2 separate regions of the Homo sapiens genome follow, and region 1 is linked to region 2. Evidence: read pairs that join two places in POLR2A ChIA-PET (ENCODE). Cell type or tissue: PC-9. All regions are shown on one strand. Each heading gives the region's core, and the rest is flanking DNA. Links, peaks and the distances in the headings are about the cores only. Region 1 has its middle 150 kb from the start of ANKRD50. Region 2 has its middle 250 kb from the start of ANKRD50.

Region 1 (15,295 bases), core at 4,348-8,347, 100 kb before region 2:
TGTAATCCCAGCTATTCCAGAGGCTGAGACAGGAGAATCACTCGAATTCGAGAAGCAGAAGTTGCAGTGAGCTGAGATTGCACCATTGCACTCCAGCCTGGGTAACTGAGTGAGACTCTGTCTCTAAATAAATAAATACATTTTTTTTGGAGGCCTATCTATTGAAGCAAATCAATTAGCAGAATATACATTGGCCAAGATCAGCCCTCACATTCTCATGTATCAGGCTGACAATTTTAAGTAGGTACTATTTAACGGACACATAGAGTAAGTTTTTAGTTCTTATTTTGATGTTTTACATAAATAGTCATTTAAATAATATATGTTAATTTATTATAAAAATTCAAACTATACAGAACAGTAAGGGAAGAAAAAATATTAAAAGGGCTTATCCCCAGTCTACATTTTTCTTTTTTTCTTTTTTTTTGAGATGGAGTCTTGCTCTGTCGCCCATGCTGAAATGCAATGGTACGATCTTGGCTCACTGCAACCTCTGCCTCCTAGGTTCAAGCAATTCTCTGCCTCAGCCTCCCTAGCAGCTGGGATTATAGGTGCCTGCCACCAAGCCTGGCTAATTTTTGTATTTTCAGTAGAGACAGGGTTTCACCATCTTGGCCGGACTGGTCTTAAACTCCTGACCCCGTGATCCACTCGCCTCAGCCTCCCAAAGTGCTGGGATTACAGGCGTGAGCCACTGCGCCCAGTCCAGTCTACATTTTTCTAAATGGAAGATTTTAGTGAGAATTCAGAGGATTTTGTAGTCATTCCTTTTTTCAGTGTTGTTTTGGGGAGCAAGGGAGCTGACAACTATCCTATTAGACTCTTCTGTTTCATTTTTTAACTTTGCTTTTTGAGATTTATGGCTTCACTTTGTTCTTGTGTCCTTATTTGGTTGCTGCTTATAAAAGAATTCTTTTTCTTTTTCTTCTTGATTTAAAGCTATTTTTGTTCATTTTATTAGTCTGGGGGAGGGTGATGTTATGGTGCTGCATAGTTTGTTTTTTGTTTTGTTTTGTTTTGTAACCCAAAAACTCGTGTTTGGCTTGCAAAGCTAAAACGTAAAGTGGACCGATGTTTCCAATATCAATTTTGACCCTGTGTTTTGCCTCTTCAAGATTTAAGATTAACTTGGAATGCTTGTACAAGTAAAGGAAAAATGTTACATTCTGAGTCAATCAAGCTCTGATCAGCTGGAAGAATTAATAAAACCAATCTCTGAGCTGCATTGTCATCTTGAAAAATAATGAGTTTTCAGAGTTTAACCAGTGCATTATATGCATATGCATACATGTCTATGTACAGAGTTTCACGTGTCACATGTTTCTAGGGGAGGTACTACCCACATTTCCCTTTGGTGAAGGACTTGCTGCCCCAGCATCTAGGTGTGCTCTCAGCGCTTCAGGAATTGCCTCACCTGCTGAGAGCTACCAAAGTCACACCCCTTTCCCAGTCCGCCACATCTGGTGGCTGATCTACATGGGAGAATAAAAGTCTGACCCTTTGACCCACTGAAGGATGACTCTGGCTTCAGAAGTCTTCATAGGGTCGGTAAAACCTGTCATTAGGCCTGCTGCTCTCCCCACTCCAGCTTTCCTCCCCTCTCTTTACAGGTGTTGATCCCAAGGGAACTCTCTAATAAACAGTTTATTAGAGATGCCAATAAACTAAACCTCGCTCTCAGAATCTGCCTTGGAAAACCTGATCAGTGACAAAAACATACTGTGTGCCTTCCTCTCAACAGCCAATTTCTCTGTGTCCCACTGTGTAGCGGCATTTCATTTGGTGGGTTTAGCTCAACACTTAGCCCTGGCGTGAATCCTTTATCTAAACCAGTCAGGCTCTTCCTATCTAACTAGCAATAGCCAAATGTTCAGATAATCCAGGGTTAGTAAGTGAGCATGTTACAGTTGCCTGATCACGGGCATTGATTCAGGGACAGTCCAATCAGTGTGAATTTCAGGACTTTGGTGATTGTAGAAATTAATACTGCTGGCTTGCTCTTGAGATATGAACAATATTGCCCCCAATAGCTGCTAGTCTCCACCTTCCAACAATATTGGGAAACAGCTTGAAGAAGATGCTAGCACACAAAGAAAAGACTAACTGAAAGAGATATTCAGAAAATAAGCTAGGCCCAGATGGAACTATGCCGGAATCCTGTCCTGCCAGCATGGGTGCAAATGGTTCATGAGGATGGCAATTTTTTCTCCTAACAAGCAACATTTCAGAAATAGCAAATTAAATGGCTCTGGGTGCTCTCAAAGGTTAATTGAGAAAGTGGAATTTTTAGCCTATGAGCTGGTTAAGGGAACAAACCTGGTAATGTTAAGAATAATCATTGTTGCCCTATTATGTGAAAGTCAGACCTACATAAAGAAACACAAAAAAATTGCATATAATGGATCTCTCAAGCAATTTGGCCACATATATTTGTTGTATATTTGTCATAATTTTATTGCTTTTACCTTGGAGCCATTGCAGATGCTTAGTAATTATATTAGTGAGGCAATGGAAATTTTTTTTCGTTCTTTCTCTTTTATCCATTAAAGTAAATTGTTAGGGAGAAAAAAGGTTTAACACAATATGAGTACCTTAATGGTGATTCCTTTATAGTTCAGTGACACTAGGAAAATGCAGTATGTGTTGTTTTCTTTCTCAATTGAATTTTGCTTAAGGGGAAATTTAGTATTGAGTTTTTATTTAAAGGAATGTGGAACACGGATATAGGTGTAAGACTTTGGTCTCTTTGTGGGTACATTTTGCAGTATTGTATTTTTAATTTTATTCTGTTTCATTTATTGTAAGAAACAATGTACACATGCAGATGGAAAACACTGGAAGCTTAGTGATATTCAGCTAACAAAATGAGTATGATATTTTCTGGAGATCTAGCTCAAAATTATGTATATAAATGAACAAAGGACAGAAAAAAAGACCAAAAGTAGCAAGAGGGTAAAAACATTCATTATTGAGGTATGCATGTGTGTGTATATATTTTACATATATATAATACAAAATTCAGCAAAAATGATTCCTTGACGAAGAACTAAAATCAGAGAGAAGCAAAAACTCTTGCTGACTGATGATTCAACAGACTGCAAATAACTTTTCCACAGTACGCTTGGTAATTTATAGACAGAAAATGGTTTCAATTATTTTCTGAATGAAATCCCATGTGAACTCTGACATGGAAAATGAGAATCTAAAATGTTACTGAATATTACCCTGAAAAGCTTAAGAGTACATGAAATGTAAAGTTTTTAAATACCTTACCTTGATATACTTTATTTTGTTTTTAGAGGAGAAAGTCTGGTTTGCCAGAGGGAAAATAGAAACTAGGTGGTATTACTACTTTAGAAGTTTTTCTTTTATTCAGTTGCATTTTGTTTGGGGTTCCTAATAATAGCATGGTTTTTTTTCAAATAAAAAAGGAATGCACAATATATTGGATGGTAAATTTTCTGATAATAACATTAATTGATAAAGATTACTCAGGAAACTTAATTTACATTTTATATCAATTTCAGACCACTCTAGGCAATGGAAAGAGAAAAGATAATGTAAAATTTCTACCACAGAGGCAATTGCACTATTACAGTGTTAAATATTGAGCATATATTCTAGGTTAACCAATAAGAAGGTAATATAAAAGTGAATGAAATAAAGGAAGGATAATTGTTTGCTGGCTTAATATATAGAAGTTTTAATATATAGAAGTTTTAATCTAATTACTTAAAATTACTCAGTGGTTTTTTACTTCTTATGAAATATATTCCCAAGTCTATCACTGGCATTTAACCTCTCTCAAGTATTCCCAACCTAATCTTCTAAACATATCTCCTTCCACAGATCCTCCTCTCCAGCCATGCTAGACTACGCCTTATCTCACCACCGTGCCTTTGTTGTTTTTGTTTCTGCTCATGGGAAAAATGTCTTCTGTAATCGCTAGCCAGAACACTTTCTTCCTTCTACAAATTCATATAACATGTTTGATAAGGTGAAAGAAACATTATTTTACTAAACACTCCAGAATTCATCTGAGGAAAGTCTCTGTTTGTGCATAGAAAACAAAGAATCTTTGATAGAATAACTGAAGAAAACAGTGAGACCTTGAGGGGATAGATTTCCAGAGTTACGGAAATAGACTCATGAGTTAAAATACTCTGACAAGAATAAGCAGGAAGAGAAGGAGAGAAAAGAGCAGGGAGTGTGGCAGGGGTGTGTGTTGGGGTATGGGGTTCAATAGAAAAGAGAAAGTAAATGCATGTAAAACATGGCAGATTTATGTTGGAAATTTTAAAAGCTGGCATATCTGATATTCTATTTTAAATTATGTTTCTGTGATATTCAAATGTGTAAATTCAAGAGATTCTACTCTACACAAAAGGCGTTTTGAACGTTTTCTTTCTCTTTTATTTTGAGATAGAGTATAAAGTCTATATTTGTTTAAATGGCAATAAGGAAATTAATAAAGAGCCTTAAGATTTAATGCAAAAAGTAAAATTCATAAAAAGCAGGAAATAGGAGCTAGAGGTGGATAAAGAAGTATCTTTTCCTTAAAATTTAGCCAGATTCTTAAGGTTAACATGAACTTTCCACTGGCACACACTGATAGAATTGCTACCCCTTATTGTAGGATGGCTGTCTTTTCTATTTGGGCTGGTATAACAGAATACCATAGGCTGAGTGGCTTATGAACAATAGAAATTTAATTCTGTTTTGGAGGCTGGAAAGTCCAAGGTCAAGGTGCTTGCAGATTCAGTGTCTGGTGAGAGCCACTTCCTCGTTTATAGATGGCTGTCTTCTTGCTGCATTTTGCATAGTAGAAAGGTCAGGGAGCTTTCTGGGGTCTCTTTCATAAGGGTACTAATACCTTATGCCATTCATGAGGGTGAGTGCTCATGACCTAATTACCTCCCAAAGACTCCACCTTCAAATACCTTCATATTGGCCATTAGGTTTCAGAATACAAATTTTGGAAGGGAGGTTGGGGGTGGGGCATAAACAGTAAGTCTCTAGCAGTGAACATCCATCTGTTTGCCTTTGGGCTTTCCTGGGTGTTAAGCAATCAGTGCTTAAACTGAGAAAGTCCCAGGTAAATGGAAATGAGTTGTCCATCCTAATAAGGCACAGGAAGACACCAACTGATACCCATGTGCCACAGGAACTCTCTCTGGCATGCTTATGGCAACTAATACATTATATCTTGAATTGTTAGTTACTACTCTTTTTGTGAAATATGTAATAAAATGGTAAGATAACTTTTTTTGCAAAAAAAAAAAAGGGTCCATCTGATACACACACACACACATATAAATTTGAAATATATACATATTCCCAATTATCTAAAGAGTCTTTATTCTTAATAATTATTCTAGTAATGACTAAATACATTTTTGATACTCTTCTTTTGGAGTTATTCAGGTCACTGAATTCTCAGCTGGTTCTCAGCTGGTAGTGATTATGCTCTCTTTCTCTAGAGGACATTTGTCAGTGTCTGGAGACATTGTGATTGTTGAGACTCGGGGGAATGGAGAAGCATGGCTAATGGAATCTACTGGGTAGAAGCCAGAGATGCTGCCGTACAACCTACGATGTACAAGACAGCCTTCTACAACAAAGAATGATCCAACCCAAAATGTTAATAATGCCTTGGTTAGAAAAATCCTGACTTATTATAGACCTTGAATATATTTTTCTACCCTAGTGTTGGCAAATGCTTGACTTGACATGAGGATTTGAAAGTTGAAACCCATAAAAAGTGTAGGAGGAGGTGACACTTTGAAAGCCTGTTTTAAATCCTCTCTCCATGCCAAACACATCAATGAGAGGTAAAATAATTTTTAAAACATCAAAATAAATATCCATAAACAATATAAATATCTTTATGTACCAAAAGTGGAATAGAAACACCACACTGTAGCCTGAGCTGGTGGGATCTAGCTTCAAAAGCAAACAAAGTCAGCCAGAGTTTGACTCTGGGAGAAAACAAAATCCAAAATGCCCCATCCCAGGGGATCCAAGCCTGACTCAGCTTCTGAAAGCACTGAGGGCTTGTTGCAGCATTCCATTAGAAAGAATAAAAAGCTTCTTACTATCACTCTGAGTTACAGCTTTCATAAGGATCTATATTAGTCAATATAACCTAGATTATGATATTGACAAGCAGCTCCAAAATCTACTGGTTTAAAAATGACAAAAGTTGATTTTGTGCTCAGCTACATATGCATCAGAGGCTGATAAGGAGTCTTCACTCATTGAGGTTTGTGTTCATTTTAGACTAAGGTTGATGTAGAAGCCTCTGCCTTTATATGTGCTGACATCTGCATTAAGATTAAAGGGCTCTAGAGGGTCTCACATTAGCTACTGTGTGCTTGGTAGTGAAATATCACTTTACGCTGGAAGTCATCGGCTAACACTGGTAACATGGTCTCATGTAGTACTATTCTATCATGTTGCTGGAAAGAGGGTTACTGCTTTAGTGAGTGCCACAGGCTCTTTATCTAAAGCTCTTTATCTAAAGCTCTGAGAAGTATGAAAAGCTAAGAACCAGGTTTACCAAGGTGCTTGCTTCAATGACTGGGTCTGTGTTAACTCCTATTTTATAACAGGATAGAAGCTTAGAGCTATCAATATGAGATCTTGTTATAATGTGGGGGTTTTGGTGAGTCCAGGATGACTACATATTATTATACAGGTGGAGGAGAGTGAAGAGAAAAAATATCCCACACTTAAGATCAGCTTGCAACCTATCATCTCAAGCCACATGATGAAACTCAGTAATATTTCCAGTTCTCCTTCTGAACAAATGGTAGGATTGCACAACCTTGGTATCACATAGTTAGGGCTGGAACGTGAGGAGTAAAATGATGTGTGTCACTTTCAGTTCACTATCAGATCTGGCACGTGATTTCCCCATATTTCTTTCTTTCCACCATAGAAGCAGGTAGATTCCAAATACTCTAGACTGCAACAGGCTGGCAGCTGAGTGAAGATCACATAGAGCGGATGCCTCTGTAGATCTAAGATGGACATGTAGCTTAAATGAGTGATCCTACCTACATTTTAATCCACTGAGGTTCTATTGTTATGCAGCCAAGATTACTGCATATCCTGAGGGAAACAGTAGGTATTCAAGTGTTGGGGCACAGAAACGGATACCCCAAAACATGGTGTTTTGACATGCTAAACTGAAGAAGAAGCCTCAAGTTCTCTGTGATCCCCTACCTCCTGTTTTTCAGTGCTCTGTCTCTCCCAAAGCACAGGATTATAATGTTCTCTAAAGATTTTTATCTGCCTGAAATCTGGACCTACCAAAGCAGAATACAATTACCTTTGGTTCCACACCTGAGTTTTCATTAACTGAACTCATATCACAGGAAGACTGCAGTCTGTCAACAAACCTGGACAGACTTTTGCCACAAACCATTGTCTGCTCTGTGGGCCCAAAAGACTTTGTCCCAGGCAATTGTATGTTCTTCAAGCTCATTGAATTCCAATAAAAATCATTTATTACCCCCACCTAAAGTCATTCACGCTTCCCTATTTCTGTTTCCCCTAAGAATAGGGAACATAACCATCTGTACCTCATTGCCTGGTAGGACAATTTCTCTGTGATTCTCTTCTATGAATGTTAATACATTTATACGTGTTTTCTCCTATTAATGTGTCTTTTATCAGTTGATTTTCAGTGAACCTCCAGAGGATGGAGGGGAAGTTTTTCCTTGGCTCCTTACACAAGATATATTTATTGAATGCTTAGCGCATTTTAAACCTGATGAGTGTTAAGCTAGACTTTTATTTTTTTTGAGACAGGGTCTTGCTATGTTGTCCAGGCTGGTCTTGAACTCCTGGGTTCAAGCAATCCTCCCAAGTAACTGGGATTACAGGTGTGCCCCTCCGCACCTGGCTTCAAGCTGGATTTTTCTGAAGAGTGTTGGGTATGAATTGGTGAAGGTCATCATAGAGGACATTCCAGGCTCTATAAACAACAGAGGTAGAGTGCTAACATAGTGTATTTACATGACAGCACAACTGAGGATGTTTTGCTTGAGTGTGGAGGTGAAGGTCAGCTGGGAAGAAAATTCCACGGGAAAGTTATAAAATGTAAATTACAACAGTTAATTTGTGTTAATAGGGCATCAGTTAATGAAGGACGTTTGGTTCTAGTTCGAAGAATTTGATTCTTGCTATCTTGAGATTCTTGCTATCTAGTTCTTATGAGGTGAATGTGACATAAATACTAGTTTTTGGTCTTTTTGAAATGACTATTAATATAGTAGCCATACTTAGAATTATTTAAGATGTGGAGAAGTAAACTAAAACTATTATTATAATAAGCGCAGTTTAGGTATTGATAGCGGTAATGGTATAGGAGTAAATTTGAGAGTGATTGGCCAAAAGGGAATATTAACAGGATATTTTGATTAGTATATATAAGGGAATTAGGGGGCACAGGCTAAAGAAAATAAATCTAAGTCAGAATGAAGGTGGCACACTTGACCGATGACTAGGGTGTTTTGTTTGCAGAAGAAGACAATACATTAAACTGTAGATTTTAGGAGTGGCTGGACATATCATGGTAGTAGCTGGCATCAAGTTATAAATCTGTGGCTCATGTGGAAGGTTAATACTGGAGATGTAGATTCATTTCCAATCACTGCATTTATTCCATTGGGTTATTCATATTCACTAGAAAGGCAAGCAAACATTTCAACGAGTCGTGATGTTCAACAAAAGTAAGAGCAATGCCAAGTCTGTAATTATGTTGTTAGATTTATCACTGACAGGCTTTAGAGTTTTAGTTTAAAAAATGGCTATCATGCAGGTAAAGGAGAGAAGAGATTGCCAAAAACTTGGAAACTTTATCATTTATACTTCAGATTTGTTCCTTTTACCCTGCTTTAAGGAGCTTAATTTTCAGCTACAGACTTAGCTTCTGGCTGATCTGAAGAACAAATAAGAGCTTACTCTGAGAGTTAATCTTTTTTTATTAGCTCCCTCACAAGTTTTAGGTTATATATGTGCACTGCCAAGTCTAGTCATTGTACTTGCTGCTGTTGAAAATGTTTGATTTTTTTTTATAATTCAAGAATAGACTCATTGTAATTATGACTACCCAAAAATAGGCTGTGTTAAATGAATTTATATTTGAGTTCAGAAACATTAAAAAGATATTTTTTTTCAGTTCATGATATTTTATCATCTTTGTTGCTATTGTTAAAAGCTAAAAAAAAGAAACAGCATTATCTTTATGTAAAGTACTTAATACAAAAATAGTATAGTATTAAAAGTGTTTCATAGGAACTTAATAGCATGAAACTAATTAAGAAGCAAGCCACTAATTCTTATGTATTTTGTTATGCTCATAAAGAAACTAGCCTTGTACAGGCAATAGAGAGTAGTCAATACTAAAATAATTTTTATTATTTTTATATTGGTATTGGATCAGAACACAAAGCAATTATATTAAGAGTTCAGGAATCTTGACAAATGCTGTACTATCATAGAGTGAATAAAATACACATGCTAAAGATAGCATTTAAGTTAAGTTATTTAAAGGTTAATCATGTGCCCATTATTGAATATATATTAGTTTTGTGTGAAAAAAGATATTTCTGATAGCATTATTGTAATTAGAAAGAGGAAATTCTTATAAGCTATGAAGTCTAAAAATTAAATAAGCTCTGAATGATTCAAATATTTAGGGTTCCTAACTCAAACATTAAATTTATAAAATAAGCCCAACAATGTTTTTTTTGGCCTATTGATATCATCTCTAAACAATACAAACTTAAGGATTGCATTTTTTTGACTTTTTCTAGCACAATTAAGATGCAGGCTGCTAGATGCAGATAGACAATGTTCTGCGCCTCTGTAATCCTCTAAGAATCATCTTATTTTCACATTGTCTGAAAATACATTTGGGGACTTTTAAGTTATTAAGAAACACGTGCTAAGCCATGTCTGAAAGGAAATGCTTAAAAAAACTGATGGCAAATTTCTCCTTCTATGTGGGAGGATTCTTTGTGTGTGACATAGGATGAATATTTTCTTTAGGATGAGAAACACACCAAATAATCTCAACACATCAATGGAACATTTTAACTCCATGAAACACATATTTCCAAAGAGAGATCCTGAACACTGTGGAATTTGTTTTTCTCCCTTATGGGGCAAAGAAAACATTTTTATCTTCCCCTTTTTTTTTTAACTTAATTTATTAAAAACAACTTGTAAAAAGCCACACACATTTTCTTAGTAGTATTCTCATTCTAATATCTTAAAAAAAAATCCTAACTTTTACATGCTTGTTGTAACCCTATAGAAAAAAACATTATTGATTTTATATTTCAAGTATCATAGTTTAGCCTTCATTTTGGCTAAATTACAAACTTAAATAATTTTATACCAAGATGAATAACTGTGAAAGTAAAGAATTTAGCTGACTGCTTAATGAGGTTCCCTATTTGGAGTCTTTAAAGCAATGTGGAATTTTGTCCAAACAGGACGGAAATATCTGGTTCTATTACTGAGATAAGCACCTGGATATTTAGATGCAGAAGCACTCCAGCTACTGCTAGTTGCCATGATAGTCATGTATAAATTGCCAGGACTCAAGTCTTAAAAATGTAGATGAGAGATTATCACTTCTATATCAGAATTCATTGATTACGCAGTGCTTATATAGCACAATTTTAAGTATTTTTAAAATGTTCACTCTTAACAACCCTAATGGATAGGTACCTTATTATCCCTATTTTAGAGAGGAGGGAAGCTGCCACTCAGCAAAGTGACTTTGGTCATTGGTTAAGTGATACAGTTAAGAACTGGCTAAGGCAATATTTGAACTTGGCAGACCAGCTCCAAAGTCTATATGGGTGTGTGTGCTGCCCCTCAGATGAAAGCTGTAATGGATCAGGGAGCAGCACTTGCCAGAATTTGTGTTTTTAGTCATCACTTATTAAGGCTAATGCTTGCCCCCTGCCTTTGTTTTGTACAATACAAGGGAAAATTTTCTGTCAAACAATGTGAAAGGCTGTTTTATCTTTGATCGGTGTGGAAAAGAGAATGATATTGTCAATTTTCATTGGTTAACAAAGACCACTGGGAATGTGGTAAAGTATCCTGAGAATTCATAAGTCTGAGGTATCTACATCTCCCTCTTATTTGTGGAGGATGTGTTCCAGAACCTCCCATGGATGCCTAAACCCACAGATAGTACTGAACCCTACATATACTGTGTTTTTTCTTATACAGTTAATGGGTAGGTAGCATATATAGTGTGGATACAGTGGAAAAAGGGATGATTCATTTTCCAGTCTAGACAGAGTGGGCATCTGCAAGATTTCATCACATTGCTTAGAATAGTGTCCAATTTAATACTTCTCAGTTTGATATTTCTGGAATTTGATATTTAATACATTTGGACCATGGTTGACCATGGGTAACTGAAACCACTGAAGAAAAAACTACAGATAAGCGGGGACTACTGTCCCCTTCAGAAGTCACTTCTAAGGTAAGTGTCAAATCTTGAAATTATAAAATAATCTAATGAAAATTTAAAAAAATTATGAAGTCCATCATCTTGGTGCTAATCTTGACAGAATTGTATTCATCTGTAGTTGCTTATAACCCAGTGGGGAAGATGAATGAGGAATTGCCTTATATCTTACCACACATGTAGCATAAACTGTATACATGTACAGACTGGCATACACTCACATAGTTAACACAATGTTTTTCGATTTACTTTTATGGGAAAATTTTGGGACAGAAGCTTCATTCTTGTGAATATATTACATTGAGTGTTTTGGTTACAGGGACTGTAGTTTGAATCCATGTGGCTCTTGGATAGTTAGCAGAAAGCAAAATAATTTCCAACATCCTGGAATATTCCATGCCCTCAGCAGGCATGTTATAGGTGAAGCCATAGGCTGAACTGTTTCAAAAAATGTCTCTAAATGAATCAATGATTTATACAAGTGGAAGTGAATAAGAACCAGTTATTTCAAAAATTGCATTATATATCAGGTGAATGTCATCTAGATAATTCTGCAGTTATTATACAACTCCAGCAAGCTAATGATGTCAAAGAATATATAACATTGTTCAACATCAAATATTCATCATATTTTTAAAAAACAAAGTCCCTCTTCTCTGCTTGCAATGCAGTGTCTCAAAAGTATGGCTAAAGCAGGAAGAAATCCTTTTTGTTTCCCTTGGAACTAAACCACGGAAAGCGTATGACATATATTTACCAACTTGTGAAACTTGTTTCCTGGGAGACCTGAAACATATTTATTTTGGAATATTATACTGTACACTAAAAAAAGTATTTGCCAGTGAAACAAGTGTGATCCAGAAATATTTACTGGGAAAATTGAAATCATTATTCTGAAATAAATGAGTGTGCATCATGTATATTGCTCACCAATAGAAGCAGGTATAGGAAAGAGCAGTTAGAAGGAGGGGCATGAGTATGGTGCTGCAGGAAAGATCACAATTTCCTGCTTGTTTCTCAGTTTGAAAGTTACTCTTCTAATTGTCACAGCATCTTGTTATAATGCAGAAGCAGTCGCTGAAGAAATTTATGCCCTAAAATTAGAGAAAGATGGAAAATTTGAGGACCACACAAATAGAGAATAGTGATTTCTGAGCTTATAAATATTTAGTGAGAGACATTTTGCAAAGAAAATTGGAAGAAGTTATTTCCCACCCACACTTAAGAATAGCATTAATAGAATCTGGTATTAATACACACAACTGGAAAACTTGTCAAAGTTGAGAAAATGAAGAACTCTGCCCAAAGATCCTTCACCTAGCAACATCAGGATGAGAGACTTACTTTAAACTTACTAAGGAGCAAATTAGAAATCAGAACCCCGGTCTATCTTCTGAAGTTCATGATATACAATTTTTATTATATAAACTATACAATAAAATCTAGTTCTCTTTTTATTATGCAGAATCTTTTTCATTGTTATTGCTCAGAGACCTGGCAATATTCAGATGGCATATTCAGAAGAGATAATTGGACACAGTTTTATAAAAGATCTATTTATAAAGTATGGCAAGGACCAGGGAAAACAAGCAGTGAATAGTAAGCAACCTAGCACTACTAACAGCTGGACAAGTGAAGGTAGCAGTTACCAGAATCCATTAGTTGGAAAAAGTAGCTGTAGGAGAGTGGCCACCCAGCAAGAGGAATGCTCTTAGTTAGAGAAAGTCAGCTAAGGGAAGACAATACATAGCCAAGGGGAAAATTACCCAACATGTCTCTCTGATCTTTTACATGTACCTCCTGTGATGTGCTAACTTGTGTCCCCCAAAATTCATATGCTGAGGTCCTAACCCTCAGTACTTGTATTTGGAGATAGAGTCTTTAAAGAAGTAACTGGAAATGAGGCCATTAGGGTGGGCCCTAATCCAATATGGCTGGTGCCCTTATAAGTAGGGGAGATTAGGACACAGGCACACACAGAGGAAGACCATGTAAGACAGAAGATATCCCATGACAAGGCAAGGAGACAGGCCTCAGAAAAACATCAACCCTGCCAACAACTTGATCTCAGATTTCTAGCCTCCAAAATTGTAAGAAAATAAACTTTTATTATTTAAGCCACCCAATCTGTTGTACTCTCTTATGGCAGGATAGCAAACGAATACATCTCCCATTGCATAAACCCGAACTGAAGCCAAACAGAAAGGAACTTGGTTGATACAGTAAATGACAGCATGCTCAGTGCCAGAAAGAAGTTGGAGAACGTTAGGAATCAATCTGGAGTGGGAAAAAAATCTTGAGCACATTCAAAATGAATTTTTGTAGTTTTCAAGTGTAGAATTACAGTAAGGTAGCTGGGAAATCCAGTGAGGTCAAGAGTCGGGTGCTCAGCATATGCAAACCCAGTTATCAACAACTTTTATATAAAACTTGCTTGGCTAAGACTTATGTCTTCATAGGTGTGCGTCTACATTCAAGGGACTTATTCTATCCCCCCTGCAAAACTAGAATTCTGCCTTAAGAATTCTGGGAAAAAAAAAATCTTCCGGTTCTGAAATTATTTTTTACTTTTAAAAGCTTTTTATTTGTAATGAACAAATAATAATTGGAGATACAATGTGATGTTTTGATACATGTATACATTGTGTATTGATTAAAGTAATTCACATTCCATCATATCAAACATTTATCATGTATTTGTGATGGGAACATATAAAATCCTCCCTTCTAGCTATTTTGTAATACATCTTACTGACTATAGTCACCCTACCGTGCAATAGGACAACAGAACTTACTTGTCTCTTTCTTTCTTTCTTTCTTTCTTTCTTTCTTTCTTTCTTTCTTTCTTTCTTTCTTTCTTTCTTTCTTTCTTTCTTTCCTTTCTTTCTTTCTTTCTTTCTTTCCTTCTTTCTTTCCTTCTTTCTTTCTTTCTCTCTCTCTCTTTCTTTCCTTCCTTCCTTCCTTTCTCTCTCTCTCTCTTTTTTTTTTTTTTTTTTTTTTTTGAGTCTTGCTCTGTCACCCAGGCTGGAGTGCAGTGACACAATCTTGGCTTACTGCAACCTCCGCCTCCCAGGTTCAAGTGATTCTCCTGCCTCAGCCTCCTGAGCAGCTGGGATTACAGGCATGTGCCACCATGCCTGGCTAATTTTTGTATTTTTAGTAGAGACGGGATTTCACCAGGTTGATCAGGCTGGACTCAGACTCCTGACCTCAGGTGATCCACCCTCCTCAGCCTCCCAAAGTGCTGGGATTACAGGGTGAGCCACTGCACCCAGCCTATTTGTCCTTTCTAATTGTAACTTTGTATCTGCTGACTATCCTTTCCTCATCTTCCCCTTCCTCCTACCTTTTCCCAGTCTCTAGTTACCACAGTTATAGTCATTACTTCTATGAGATCAACTTTTTCAGATTTGCATATGAGTGAGATCATGTGGTGTTTGCCTTTCTGTGCCTGACTTATTTCACTTACATAATGTCCTCCAGGTTCATCCATGTTATCACAAATTACAGCATTTTGTTCTTTCTTATGGCTGAATAATATTCCATCATGCATCTGTTTTGGAAGGGTTATTTTATTTATTTATTTATTTATTTTTTGAAAAAAGAGCTCACTGTGTTGCCGAGGCTGAAGTGTAGTGGCACAATCTCAGCTCACTGCAGCCTCGACCTCTCAGGCTCAAGCAATCCTCCTGCCTCAGTCTCCTGAGTAGCTGGGGACCACAGTGATGGGCTACCCAGCCTAGCTAAATTTTGTATTTTTTGTAGAGATGGAGTTTCATCATGTCCAAGCTG
Region 2 (15,295 bases), core at 4,060-8,059:
TCCCCTACTTACCAATCATGTAAGAATTCATTTGTGCTAGGGAAATATGTGTTATAGCACAACAGACTATAGGTATCTTAGGAGCTGTCTCTAATTTGTATGACAGTCATGAATTGCTTAAAGATGAGGATACATTCTGAGAAACGCATCACTGGGCAATTTCATCATTGCATGAACACAAATTTAGATGGCATAGCCTACTACACAACTAAGCTATATGGCATAGCCCATGCTTCTAGACTAAAAACCTGTATGTTACTATACTCAATAGTGTAGGCAATATAACATCATGGTATTTGTGTATCTAAACATATCAAAACATAGAAAAGTGATAGTAAAAATACAGTATTATAATCTTATTGTACCACCATCATATATGTGGTTCTTCATTGACTAAGACATCATTTTATGACACATGACTATACTTTATTGAGCTATTGATATTTGTATCTATATATAGATATTCATATCTATTTCTTTCTATATTTTATTAATCTTACTGTAGCCATTAAGAATTCCCTCATAGCATGTACTCACTCTCTCCCATATATATTTCTATATATACACATGTACATAAAAAAAAATATATATATATATATAGCTTTAGGCCTTGTATGGAGGGATATATATATATGGGTTTCCTGAGGCCTCCCCAACCATGTGGAAGATATATATATATAGATATATAGATATATAGATATATATATAGTCCCTCCATATAAGGCCTAAAGCAAGCATTATAAAAATTTTCATTTTCATAGCTATCTCTCCCAGTGCCTTGTACCTGTTCAGAGTTAGAGGATGATTATAATATAAATGCGGTAAAGAAAGTGCCACCAGAGGGCTGGGAGGACAATCCTGAGTGTTTGGGGATATGGAAGCCAAGGCAAGAGTCTGTGACAGAAGAAGGGAGACTCAGCCTAGAGTCTATGGAGGGTAAAGGTTGTTGGAGACATATTCTTTGGATTTAAAAGTAATGAGTTTGTCTGTGACTTTAACAAGAATAGTTTCAGCAGAGTAGCATGGCCAGAAGTCAGATTTCAGAAGTTTGCATACTCAACTAGAGGATACAAGTAGAGAAAGCGCTTGTAGATGACTCTTTATGAAATTTGATTATAAAATAGAAGAGAGAATAAGGGGAACAGCTAGAGGAGGATGTAGATTTGGTTATTTGTTTTATTACAAGGAAGAAAAATGTTTAAATGTTGTTGTAGGTGGTGGCCATCTAGGACACAGGCTAGAAAGTGTGTATATTAGGGAGGGTGGTCCCAGAGAAGGCTGTATGTGTTAGGCAAACAGAAATATAGAAGCAAGGTGGGAAACTTTTACATGGTGTATTAGTTCATTTTCACACTGCTATAATGAAGTATACGAGACTGGGTAATTTATCAAGAAAAGAGATTTAATTGACTCACAGTTCAACATGGTTGGGGGGTCCTCAGGAAACCTACAATCATCATGGAAGGTGAAGGGAAAGTAAGGCATGTCTTTCATGGTGGCAAGAGAGAGAAAGCATGCAAGGGAAACTGACACTTTTAAACCATCAGATCTTGTGAGAACTTCCTCACTATCATAAGGGCAGCATGGGGGAAATAGCCCCCATGGTCCAATCACTTCCCATCAGGTCCCTCCCTTGACATGTGGGGAATTTCAGATGAGATTTGGGTGGGAACACAGAGCCAAACCATATCATTCTGCCCTTCCCAAATCTCATATCCTTTTCACATTTCAAAAGTAATCATGTCTTCCTAACAGCCAAAGTCTTAACTCATTCCAGCATTAACTCAAAAGTCCAAGCCCAAAGTTGCATCTAAGACAAGGCAAGTCCCTTTCACATATGAGCCTGTAAAATCAAAAGCAAGTTAGTTTCTTCCAAGTACAATGGGGCTACAGGAATTTGGTAAATGTTCCCATTCCAAATGGGAGAAATTGGCCAAAATGAAGGGGATATCAGCCCCATACAATTTCAAAATCCAGCAGAGCAGTCATTAAATCTTTAATCTCCAACATCTCATTTAATTCCATGTCTCACATCCAGGGCATGCTGATGCAAAGGGTGGGTTCCCACAGCCTTAGGCAGCTCCACCCCTGTGGCTCTGCAGGGTACAGCCCCTGTGGCTGCTTTCATGGGCTGGCATTGAGTGCCTGTGATTTTTCCAGATGGATGCTGGTGCTAGCTGTTGGTGGATTTACCATTCTGGGGTCTTGAGGAGAGTGACCCATTTCTCACAGCTTGACTAGGCAGTATCCTCGTGGGAAGTCAGTGTGGGGGCTTCAACCCCACATTTCCTTTCCACACTGCCTTGGCCCAAGTTCTCCATGAGGGCTCCATCTGTGCTACAAACTTCTGCCTGGACATCCATGCATTTCCATACATCCTCTGAAATCTGGGCAGAAGCTCCCAAAGCTCAGTTGTTGTCTTCTGCACATCTGCAGGCCCAGGACCACATGGAAGCCACCAAGGCTTGGGGCTTATACCCTCTGAAGCGATGAGCCAAGCTGTACCTTTGCCCCTTTTAGCCATAACTGGAGCTTGAGCAATTGGGATGCAGGGCACCGTGTCCTGAGGCTGCACAGAGCAGCAAGGCCCTGGGCTTGGCCCACAAAACCATTTTTCCCTCCCAGGCCTCCAGGCCTGTGATGAGAGGGGCTGCCATGAAGATATCTGAAATGTCCTGGAGACATTTTCCCCATTGTCTTGGGGATTAACATTTCGGCTGCTCATTACTTATGCAAATTTCTGCAGCCAGCTGAATTTCTCCCAAGAAAATGTGTTTTTCTTTTCTACCTCATGGTCAGGCTGCAAATTTTCTAAACTGTTATGCTGCACTTCCCTTTTAAATACAATTTCCAGTTTTAGATAAGCTTTTTGTGAACATACATGACTGAACACTTTCAGGTTGCATCTTGACTGCTTTGCTACTTAGAAATTTCTTCTGCCAGATACCCTAAATCATCTATCTCAAGTTCAAAGTTCCACAGATTTCTAGGGCAGGGGCAAAATGCCTCTAGTCTCTTTGCTAAAGCATAGCAAGAACAACCTTGCCCCAGTTCCCAATAAGTTCCTCATCCACATCTGTTACCACCTCAGCCTGGGCTTGACTGTCCATATCACTATCAGTATTTTGGTCAAAACCATTCAACTAGTCTCTAGGAAGTTCCAAACTTTCCATCATCTTCTCTTCTTTTTCTGAGCCCTCCAAACTGTCCCAATCTCTCCCCATTACCCAGTTCCTAAGTCGCTTCCACATTTTCAGGTTATCTTTATAGTGGTACCCTGCTCTTGGTATCAGTTTTCTGTAATAGTTCATTTTCACGTTGCTATAACAAACTAGAATAGAGGTTTAATTGACTCACAGTTCTGCATGGCTGGGGAGGCCTCAGGAAACTTACAATCATGGTAGAAAGTGAAGAGGAAGCAATGCACATGTATCTTACATATTGGCAGGAGAGAGAGTGCATAGGGAAACTGCCACTTTAAAACCATCAGATCTCGCGTGCACTCTCAGTCTATCAGGAGAACAACATGGAAGAAACTGCCCCCATGTTTCAACCACCTCCCACCAGGTTCCTCCCTTAACACGTGGGGATTACAATTCGAGATGAGATTTGGTTGGGGACACAAAGCCAAACCATATCATATGGTAATGGGAGAAAGGAGGAAATGATAGTTGCATATGAATAAGCATGTAGGGTCAGAAGAAGAAAGTTGAAGTTTTTGTCTAATATTTTCTATTTTCTTTGAAGTAGAAGATAAAAGGAGGTTATTTTATTAGAGTTTTAAAATAGCTGCTGTTAAGAACAAGAAATAGTTGAGACTGTAAGAGGGCTCATAGGACAACTGATGCAGAGAAGGGTCACTGACATGAGCAGTTGATCCCTTTCCCCATCATCCTGGATCTCAGTTTGAGCTGACCCACATGTGACATACATACTTCAGGAAGATGGTTTAACAACCATATGATCCAGCAGAACAGTCCCTTCCCTTATATTATTCTAGTGAGGCCTGTCTAATCCAGCTTTATTTCTCACTGGAATTCATGAGGAAAATAATTATGTTAACCTCAGCATCTCCTCTGTGTGTGCTTCACTGGGGTAAAATAGGAATAACACAGGCTCTGGTACAAGGCCGACCCAGACTGCCTTCTCAGCTTCTTTGTTTCCTAATGGCACAGCAAGGACTTCATTTTTTGGATCTCATTTTCTATATAAAGCAGAGTTAAGCACCTACTTTTCTGCAGTCCTTACAAGCATTCAATGAGGCAATATATGTAAAGGTTCTGGCACAGAGTAGATGCTCAGCAAAGATATAGTTCCTCACTTGTATAGTTAAATGCTGCTTCTAGAAATTGTTAGCTTAAGAAACGAGATGTTATTAGAGGAGATGTTAGTTTAAGAGAAGAGATAAGATGGTTGAGGATTTAGAACAAGAGTCTGACAATGTTTAAAACGTTTCTTTGCTTTTTGTAATTAAATTGTCAAGCAGTACTCCCAGAAGAAGTTTGTTTTATGTATTTAGGTTTCTCAAACTAATAATCATTGTGTGTTTAAGAAAGAAGAGACATTATAGGGCTAATGAACCCTGGTAGGTTGGTATTAAGGCTAGAAAAAAAAGAAGAAAAACAAAACTGTCTGGGTGGCATAAAGATGAATAATATGGGTTTTTTCTGTTGTTTGTTTTGGTTTATTTCTTTTTGGATCTCAATAGAATCATTCAGGTAAATTAGATAATTACTTACCAGATAAAACTGCATAATCATTGACAAGAATTTATTCAGAGTCAAATTTCGAGATTTAGGTTTTTATCTATTAGGTATAATTTGGTGAACTTTTCAACCATAGGTACTCTTTTTGGTCCTCTACCAAGCAAATCAAACACCAAGTAGAAAGCATAAGGTAGGCTAAAGGATATTTCTTCATTTCACATTTTAGCACGTACCACAGGACCTATTTCAATGGGTAGAACTATAGCTCAGGAGGTTAAATACTTAAAGCAGTTTTAGACAGGAGGCATAGCAGCTTACACCCTGCCTGTGTTTATACACGTTTACATATAAAATTATAGAGAGTTTTAATAGCAATTTTTTCCATTTTGCTGGCAATTTATGTTTGTTCATGAACCCTTAGATAGAGGACTTCATGTTTTCTGTTTGTTCTTTTCTTGAGTAAGAAATGCTCCGGAACAGAAATTGAAATAAAACTCAACCCTTCTATCTCAATTACTCTAGTGGACTGCTTGGCTTTTGCCCTCTAAGAAATATTTTTAAATTATCAGAGGAATCAACATACAAATAGAAGCAAGGGTTCAACTGTAAAAGAAAGGCTATAAAGTGAAGATTGGCCTTGCAGACATTGTAAAGGCTGAAGCACTTTCCCTGAACAAAGGGATAGTTGATCTTATCTTGATGATGTGTTGCTCCCAGCTGAAGAAGTATTTTGTTTTTGCTACAGACTAACCCTGGGTCTATGGTGCCATCTGCCCAAAGGACAGTGCTTCCAGGATGGAACAGGGACAAAGAGTCTGTATTATCCTGTGAAATCATAATCTTGTAAAATGCTTCGGAGAGGTCAATCCTGTAAAACAACCTCAAACTCAGAAAAGATTAACTCTTCAGATTATAAATACGTAGTTTGTTCTTTCATGTTTACCAGCATGTTTTCCAAGAGATTGGCCATACCTGAGTTTTTAATCACACAGTTTATATCAATGATAGTAAGGGTGTATAACCTGATCATGCTTCAAAGACATTTATAAGACATAAGATTTCTCATACAGAAATAACTGTATTTTACAGACTAATGATTTGGAGTGCATGAATTGGATCTTATGAACTAATGGATGTTAAAACTTCAGACTGCAGAAACTAGTTCCGACCTTGCAATTTACGATGAAAATACCATGGAAGATACACACGTTTTAGAGAATTAAAACAAATAAAAGTGTAGAGACAGGAGTACGGCTTTGAACCCTTAATGGCAGCTTAAAAAGACTCAGAAATGCTATTAGAGGCTGCTGTTTAATACTTCACACTGACCCAGAGCTAGCAATGGTATAAAAGCCTTAAATTATTACTCAAAGGGGTAAATGGGAGTCACTCTAAATCACAGAACAATGGATGGTCTAATTCAGAATTTATTTCTTTTCCCTGATGTCAGTAAAAAGCTCCAGTGATCAAAACAGTGGCAAATTAGATTTCTGGGCACTTTAAATGGTTTTAGATGTTGAGGTCACACTTCTTTATTATCTCTAATTGCACTTTAAAGTGTATTGCTTTCTTGTCCTTAACACTTGTGTCGATTTATTTTTCTCATATAGGTGAATACCTCTTAGGATGTAGTTAGAACAGGCCAGATAAGAAGTGGTGGGGCATGAGAAATAGTGGTGAAAGTTGAGAAAAGGAACTGATTAAAGGTACATCCATATCTTTTTCAATGATATGTATGCAATTAATTCAGTATGAGAGGCAAAGGAGAGGCAAAAGGAAAAGGAGACTTCTAGTCATTTTCTTCAGATGATTTTGGTTAAATGAAAATGTCTTTCTTTGAAACTGGGTATATAACACAAGAAGGAGGTTTGGAGGAAAAATATATACTTCATTTTGTAATGTTGAATATAAATTGCTCACTTGGTGGGATGTCAAATAGGCTGTCAAATACATAGATTTGGAGCTTAGGTGGAAATAATGACTTGGCTGTCGTGAGTGAAAAGCTGGTGGTTGCAGTCATAACAATAAATCAGATTGCTCAGGAAAAATAAGTAGCACAAGAGAAGGACAAGGATAAAACTCCAAGGAATAGTGAAAATTAAAGGGCAAGAGAGGAAGTGAAGCCTAGCAGGAAACACACTGAGCAATGGTCAAATTAAGTTAAAAAATTGGTGCATTTTAGAAAAACCAAAGTAGGTCAAGAAAGGAATAGTCACTAGTGAACAAAGCCACAGAATGAACAAAGCGATTTTGCAAGTTAGGAAAGTATTGGTGACTTTATAAAGAAGAGTTTTTATGGAGTGGTATTAAATTTGAAACCTGATTATGAGGTAAGTAAATGGAGACATAGACTGATATTTTTGGAGGTCTGACATAGAAAGAGGCTTCAAGCTAGAAGGGAAGTAAAAGGCCCCAGGATCATTTCTTTTAAGTGTAAGAGAGCTAAACTAATTTATTTTAGAAGGGAACACCTGTAAAGAGGGAAAAGATGAAGAATAAGACAAAAGTAAATGATGGAGGCAAAATTTTGGAGCAGACCAGACAACATAAGATCTGGCGTAAAGATGAAAGAATTAGATTTGGACAGAGGAGAGCTGTCTTTCTCTAAGAAGTAAAAAAAAAAAAAAAGGTGTATCTCTTCTAAAGCAAATATGTAATCCAATTCCTTTTATTTTAGTAAATAACATCATAACTAATGTACTTTTAAACTCAGAAAAACTAGTAAACACATAATAGATGATGGTAAATAAATTCAGTCACTCTAATTAAAAAAAAAATCCATCTCCCAGGTGAGAAGCAGGATGCAAAAGACTTGACACATAAATGTAATTAACTTATCTAAATAGAAGGGAGGTCAGGGTGGAATAGAATCAGAGAGGGGGTATTTATTCAGCTGTATCCAGGGGAGTTGTATTGATAAAATCTCTAATTATTGTTGATTCCATGCAACAGCCATAGAACCACAGTAGAAAGGAAAGTATCAGGTAAGGAGCTGAATGACAGTAGCCACTGAGTCATTCAGCTCATTCCTCCTCCTCTGACTCCATGTTCATAATATAACATCCTCCATGTAACTTGGCTTACCACAATAGCCTCCCTGCAAACGGTTTTCCAATGACCATGATCATTCCTTTTCCTGGACAATTCTAATTCTATTTTCTTTCATATCTGGCTGGTAAGATCTGACTTCTCAAAGACCAATCACCACTGGCTGCAATATTGGGATGGTTCTGCACTTTAAAGCTGGGCATAACTGAGCCTTGATGACAATAATTTCATCTAGATTATGTCATCCTGTAGATGCTCCGCTCCCCTAAATGACACCTCTATTATCATCTTTAATCTCAGACAACAGCTTTGTAGACCCAGATGTTTATGAAATTATATGAATAATAGAATGAATAATAGAGTTTATACATTTCTTCAAAACCCCATGCCTTAGGCTTTTCCTAGTTTTTCGGAATGTCCGAGCACACAGGCCTATGCTGCTTTTAGTGACTACAGTGTGCCCCATAGCTAGATCCTAATTGTGCATTGCTAATATTCAGTATTTTAAATGCCTTTCATACTCTCTTATCCTAATATTTTTTATTGTAAGGGTAAAATAACTGAAAAATAATTTCTTTATTTATCTTTTATAAAGCAAGCGGCAAACCAAGATTCAGTCACAACTACAGGCCTTCTATTTCACAGAAACTTAATTTATTTGATGATATGAAAGCTTAGCTTTTACAGTTCAATTACAAGTGTGGTTGAAATCCAAGTATAAAAATTATATTTTACAAATCCTGTAAGTAGTAGAATGGTAAATTAAGTTCAGAGTAAGAATTGAAGTACCAGCAAGAAAAGATAAAATGTTTTTTGATTTTAAGAAAGGAAAGGGAAATTTAACTTTTAAACAATAGCTCGTAATTCTGAGTGGGAAATTAATATGAATCTAGAATTTATTTTTCCTCTAAGCTTCCTTTTTGTGGTTTTTTTTTCCCTTTTCAGATGCTGGTTAAATTTCTTATCTATTTATTTCTATCTTTATTTTGGAATTCATCACAGCCTTATGACAATCACTTGAAAGATGACTATATTTGATATATTTGGGTGGGAATACAACCATAGCCCACCCATTTGGGCAATTCTCAATTTAGGAACAAATGGTATTAAGCATTTGTGGGGGAAAATAGGAAATTTGTGTAACTGTCAAAGCTCATAGCACTCAAAGCCACCTAGAGGATTATATCTCATGGCTCTCTCTTCACACAGTAGCTCTGATAAACAACAAGGGCTGGTGGTGAAGGCATCCCAGCCAGTACACGTAGGGTCAAAATTTACATATATCTGATGCATATAGATACACGGAAACACAGACATACATAAAAGGAAAAAAAGCTTATTCTTCTAGAGTCATAATTTGTCAACTGTTAAAGAGAGGCAAAAGAAAGGATCATTGAATTAATAAAACATCAATTTAGCTCCTCTTTGCAAGTACTTATTTTTAGTTCCTGATAAAGAGGTGATGCTTAAAGTTTATATCACACTTTCCTGGAAGATTTTTATATCCTGCCTTTCTGGAAGTTGAGGAGTAGAGACAAAACTGTGAGAGATTTAACAGGGCAAGATTGTATGAAGCCTAGAGAAGAGTTTGATGTTTATTTAATAATAGGGAAATTACATGTCCTTAATTGAAAATGTATTAACATTAAGTCTAAATTATTTTAAGAAAGAGATGAGACTTAAGTTCTCTTTGTATGCCCAGGTCATATCCATGAGAAGTCACAAAATATTTGTTAATAATAATAACATTAATGTCAATAGCTGTCCCCATGCCACAGTTCTAAGGTACATGAAATATGTTAGAATTGGAAAAAAGAGAGGGACTCAGTGCCAGAGCTCCAGCTCAGCTTTGGAAAGGCTATACTATGGGCAGAATAGAGAGGTTGGATTCACAAAAACAGGTGTTCTCCCAGCCCACACCCAACCCTGCAGCCCAAACTTAGTGTGTGTGTTTTTGTTGTTTTCTTACTTGCTTTTTTCTGCCTTTTTATTTAAGAGGTTTCAGTTGGGCTAAGTAAGTTAATGAAGACTATCCAAGAATAGGCATTATTCTTATGCTCAAAACTGTTTCGAGCTTCCTTCATTTTTAAATGTCTTTATGGTATTTAAATGGGCGATGGTGAGAAGGCATATCAGGCCCTGCCTGACTTCTGCCATCCTAATGCTGGAGTTTTTACAGTTTCAGAATTCTCAATCTACTACATGCAGAACATTATGTATCTCCAGAATAGGAGAAGGGAGTGAGACCAGGTAGATAACTGACATGAGAAATCATATGAAATGAAAAGGATAATTACTCCAAGGATAGATAGTTCAGGAAAAAAGCTAACCTTTTCCCTAATAAGCCCTAATTGTCAGTGAAACACTTGCCTTGAGAAATGCAAAATAATTTGCTATAGTGATAATCGACTTTCTGTTTTATCCTCGTTATTTGGAGTTTGCAGCAGAGGATTCTCAGCTTAAACATTAACATTCAGGACTGTGCTTTATCTTTGTTTTAACCATCCAACTTCTTAATTACCATATTTTGAGATTACTGTCAAGGGCTCTGTTTTCTATTATTCAGTTTATAACAGTGCTATAAAAATTTAGTCATTATTTTACATAATAAAAACTCAATTCATAATCTTATTTCATGCACTAATGTTTAAGTATGCAAACATGATCTTCATGCTTTTAATAATTTCATTCAACTGTTTCCAAAGGATGTTAGTAGGAAGTTTTCATTTTTTAAATTTTTCTATACTTTCAACTTGTATTTTAGATTCAGGGAGTACATTTGCAAGTTTGTTACCTTGGGTCCATTGCATAATGCTGAGGTTTGGAGTATGATTGATCCCATCACCCAGGTACCAAGTATAGTACCCAATAGTTACTGTTGCAAGCCTTTCTCTCTCCCTCCCTCTTCTCTCTAGTAGTCCACACTGTCTATGGTTGCCATCTTTATGTCCATGAATACCCATTCTTTAACTCCCACTTATGAATGAGAACATGTGATATTTCATTTTCTGTTCCTGAGTTAATGTGCTTAGGGTAATGGATTCCAGCTGCAACCATATTGCTGCAAAGAACATTATTCCATTCTTTTTTATGGCTGCATAGTATTCCATGGTGTATACGTACCACATTTTCTTTATCCAATCCACCATTTGTGGGCACCTAGGTTGATTCCATGTCTTTGCTATTGTGAATAGTGCTGTGATTAACACACAAGTGCATGTGTCTTTTTAGAAGAAAGATTCATTTTCTTTTAGGTATATACCCAGTAATGGGATTGCTGGGTCAAATGGTAGTTCTGCTTTAAGTTCTTTGAGAAATCTCCAAACTGCTTTCTACAGTGGCTGAACTAATTCACATTCCCACCAACACCGTAAAAGTGTGCCTTTTTCTCCACAGCTTCAGCAGGGTCAGATGTTTTCTGACTTTTTAATAATAGTTATTCTGACTGGTATGTGATGGCATCTCATTGTGGTTTTGATTTGCATTTCTCTGATGATTAGTAATGTGGAGCTTTTTAAATACATTTGTTGGCTGCTTGTATGTCTTCTTTAGAGAAGAGTCTGTTCATGTCTTTTGCCCACTTTTTAATGGAGTTGTTTTTTACTTGTTGAATTAAATTCCATATAAATTCTAGATATTAGACTTTTTTCAAATGCGTAGTATGTGGCTATTTTGTTCCATTCTCTAGGTTGTTTACTCTGTTGAGTTTCTTCTGCTGTGCAGAAGATCTTTAGTTTCATTAGGTCCTACCTGTCAATTTTTGTTTTTGTTGCAGTTGCTTTTGAGGACTTAGTCATAAATTCTTTCCTAAGGCCTATGTTAATGTTGTTGTTTTCTAGATGGTCTTCTAGGATTTTAATAGTTTGTGGTCTTACATTTAAGTCTTTAATCCACCTTGAGTTAATTTTTGTATATATAGAAAGGTAGGGGTCCAGTTTCATTCTTCAGCATATGGCTAGCCAGCTAGCTCATAAGCATTTATTAAATAAATTTCTTTCCCCATTGCTTATTTTTGTTACTTTGTCAAAGATGAGATGGCTGTAGGTGTGTGGTTTTGTTTTTGAGTTCCATGTGGAACTGTAAATCTAATTAATCCTCTTTCTTTTGTATATTGCCCAGTCTCAGGTATGTTTTTATCAGCAGTGTGAAAATGGATTAATACACTGTGTTTCTGCTAGAATACAGGCATGTTTTGGGAAGTCTGAAGGACTGTTGGGGCAGCTCACCTAGGATCCATGGGACAAAAGCCTGTCAGAAGGGAAAGAGAGAGTCAAAGAGTCAAAGGTGTTTGAAGACAATGGGCCAGTGTCCACAGAGAAGGGTGGTTCTAAAAACAGCATGCTATCTTCTATTCAGATCATCCTCTGGTCTTTACAGATTCATGCTTCAGTGATAGTATAAGCAAGTGGTTAAAAAAATGTATGATAAATGGGTCATAAAGAGTATGAAGTGTCTTCTGCCAGAGGCACATGTACCAGAATTGCAACGGGAGAAACATCTTCAGCAGAAAGTCAGCACCTTCACACTGGCCCCCATGGCTTCCTTGGGACGTGAGCAAGGATTACTAGAGGTGATAAAATTAACTTTTTTTTTTTTTTTTTTTTTTGTCAAATGACAGTGGTAATCAGCTTCAAAATAGCTCCCCATTTTCCTCATCTACTGGTATTCATGCTCGGTTTAGTTCCCTGTTAGCCATATATGTATGGCTTCTTTTTAGGAGGAGCAGTATAAGAAATAATCACAGAAATCTAAGAGGTAAAAAGGAACTGTAGGAACCAAGTGGAAGTGAAAAAGTTTGGTTTGTAGCTCACACCAAAAACAGCTACACAGGTCTTTTAGAAATACTTTGCAATAATTTGGGATGAAGAATACTGTAGTACTTAGAAAGTAGGTGAAGACAGGGCCAAACATTATATAGTTATGCTATTTTTACCCTATTATACTTTTCTCTGATGGACTTAGCTTAGGGAAGAGGATTTATTTATTTATTTTAATTTGATGTCCATTTTAGTGTAGCTTCCTATCCATAAGTTCAAACAGGTGTTAGATATGTAATAAAAATATATTCTGTATTGTGGAACTATCTACAAATAACTTTAAGAGCCTAGAAATACAGGAAGTTATTTAAAAATAATAGACTCCTCAGATATATACGAAAAATTGAATCATAGACTGTTGTACAAAAGTCTCTGTCCAAACTTACACTGGGATAAATACATTACTCTTTGAAATTAACTTTTTTGTTAAATGACTATGATAATCAGCTTCAAAATAGCTCTCTATTTTCCTTATCTACTGGTATTCATGCTCAGTGTAGTCTCCCCTTTTTGTTGGGCTGGACCTAGTTAGTGACTGCCTTCGTTTTTTTATTTTTATTTTATTTTTATTTTTTTTTGAGATGGAGTCTTGCTCTGTTGCCCAGGCTGGAGTGTAGTGGCGTGATCTTGGCTCACTGCAAGCTCCGCCTCCTGGGTTCAAGCCATTCTCCTGCCTCAGCCTCCCGAGTAGCTGGGACTACAGGCGCCTGTCACCACGCCTGGCTAATTTTTTGTATTTTTAGTAGAGACGGGGTTTCACCGTGTTAGCCAGGATGGTCTCAATCTCCTGACCTCGTGATCCGCCCGCCTCAGCCTCCCAAAGTGCTGGGATTACAGGCGTGAACCACCGCGCCCGGCCGTGACTGCTTTGTTTTTATACTTCCTACGTATATTATATTCTATTAATTATCAACATTTTTCCATTTGTCACAGATTGAATAGAATCTAATTCCTCAGTGAATTGATGCTGTTCTTTGTAACCTGGTAATTAGTATAAAAGACAAATTTATGGATTGTGTAAATCTGTTTTATGGTATACCCACAGCACATTTGATGTTTATACAACAACTACATTCAATCTTGACCTTTACCATATATTTATGGTTTAAGAAACCAAGAAGAAGAAACATGCCATCCACATCTTATCGTAATTGTGTGACAAGAGGAAGTTTGAAACCTTCATAGAAGAGAAAATGAACTCTCATTTGTTTTAGAGACAAGAATATACTCTTTTGACCCTTAATTAATTGAAATGAATTTTCTGGAGGAAATAAAGGTTTACATGGACTGTAGATCAAGGAGTCTTTGTCTGGTGAGTCTTTGTAGAAGGAAATAAAATTCTAAAAATTGGCATTTCTTTTTCTCAAAACCTTTTCAGACAGAAATCTGACAATGTGCCTCTATTTATCTCTCTGATCCAGACCTTGGCTTTGTCTGTGTTTTTCAGTCTATCAAAATGTCCACAAGATCAGCATACTGTACTTATGCAGTCAGTTCAAAAAGATGGAGGATTTTTCTAACTAGGGTTTTAAATATACATATTTTTTCCAACAGAGAGAAACACATTTTGTAAACTCCTTGAAGTTAGAGATTTATATTAGTTTCCTTCTTTATTCTCAGCACTAGATGTATCCTATCATGTAGTAGGACCTCATTAATATCGTTGAAATCTTACTCTAACCCAAGGGTGTCAGGAAACATGAAAGACACTGTAAGTATCTGTATGTCCAACCAGAGTATGATCCCTATTATGCATATCCTTGCTTGCTTTTATGATACTGTGTTCTAAGCATGCCCTTTCTTTGATCATGATTAGGCAAGAAGGCCTGCCATAGCCTGGGCCACTTAAAATCGAAAACTTCCTTTCACCCTGTTTTGCTTTGCTTATGCTTTACAGTACTTCCTACTTTCCTGTCTTCTACCGTTCGTATGACTCATTCCACGACTTTTCATTCCATAAAATTATAAAAGCTGGAATAATACTTGGGATAGGACTGACATTAACATCAAACCCTTAGTTAAAGAAAGAAATTTTTAAAAAAATTGAGGCTGGTAAGGAAGCTGTTTAGCTGGGCAGTACAAAATTGACCAGACCAAGGCCCAGGGGAAGCATAGGGAATGAGGACCAGAGAGCAGATGAAAATGTTGTTTCTCCTGATAGCCTGCCCAGCTATAAGAATCCCCTATGGGGTTTTGCATTACTTTCATCCAAAGAGGAAAAGAGGAGTGATATTTGAGAATGTTGATAAAGTTAGTTCTGTCAACAAGTTTGGTGTATTGACACTGATTTCCTCTGGCTTGTTCTACACATTAAAAATAGATTGTGCTGTATTGGCGCTCCATCTGCCTTTCTTCACAAACTCTTAAATCTTTGAAAAGAAAAACATGAGAACAGTGTACTGTTGATTTACTATCCATAGCTAATGTGTGATTTATTTTTAGCAACCAGCTAGACATTTAGTTGAGTGCTTCATATTGAAGAAGACTTGTAATATAGGCTTAAAAGTTGTGATGACTTCAAAATCATGAATTTGTGTGCAAAACCACAAACTTGGGGTGTGTCTGTGTGTATGTGTATGTGTGTATGAGTGTGTATATATGTACATATATACGTAAAATATGATGAGGCATGAGGCTTATTTTCATTTCTTAACTAAAGCCTACTGGTAGCACAAGACCATAATGTAGCCTAATAAAAGATTAGATTTTTATTTGAGGGTAAGC

Evidence for each region. Peaks named below come from ENCODE experiments on the same cell type or tissue, not always from the same donor. Only the 100,000 strongest peaks of a DNase experiment are listed, where the experiment ranks them.
Region 1: POLR2A ChIA-PET joins it to region 2 with 5 read pairs; 2 of 35 experiments call an interaction of 5 or more read pairs at or near these places.

Annotation. Positions count from the first base shown.
Region 1 is chr4:124,856,429-124,871,723 of GRCh38, forward strand. No RefSeq gene overlaps it. Among named protein-coding and RNA genes, the nearest start is that of ANKRD50, 150 kb to the left of the region's middle. In PC-9, for the core only: no CTCF peak of the experiment used is centred there; a DNase peak (open chromatin) is centred at 6,793.
Region 2 is chr4:124,958,984-124,974,278 of GRCh38, forward strand. No RefSeq gene overlaps it. Among named protein-coding and RNA genes, the nearest start is that of ANKRD50, 250 kb to the left of the region's middle. In PC-9, for the core only: no CTCF peak of the experiment used is centred there; no DNase peak of the experiment used is centred there.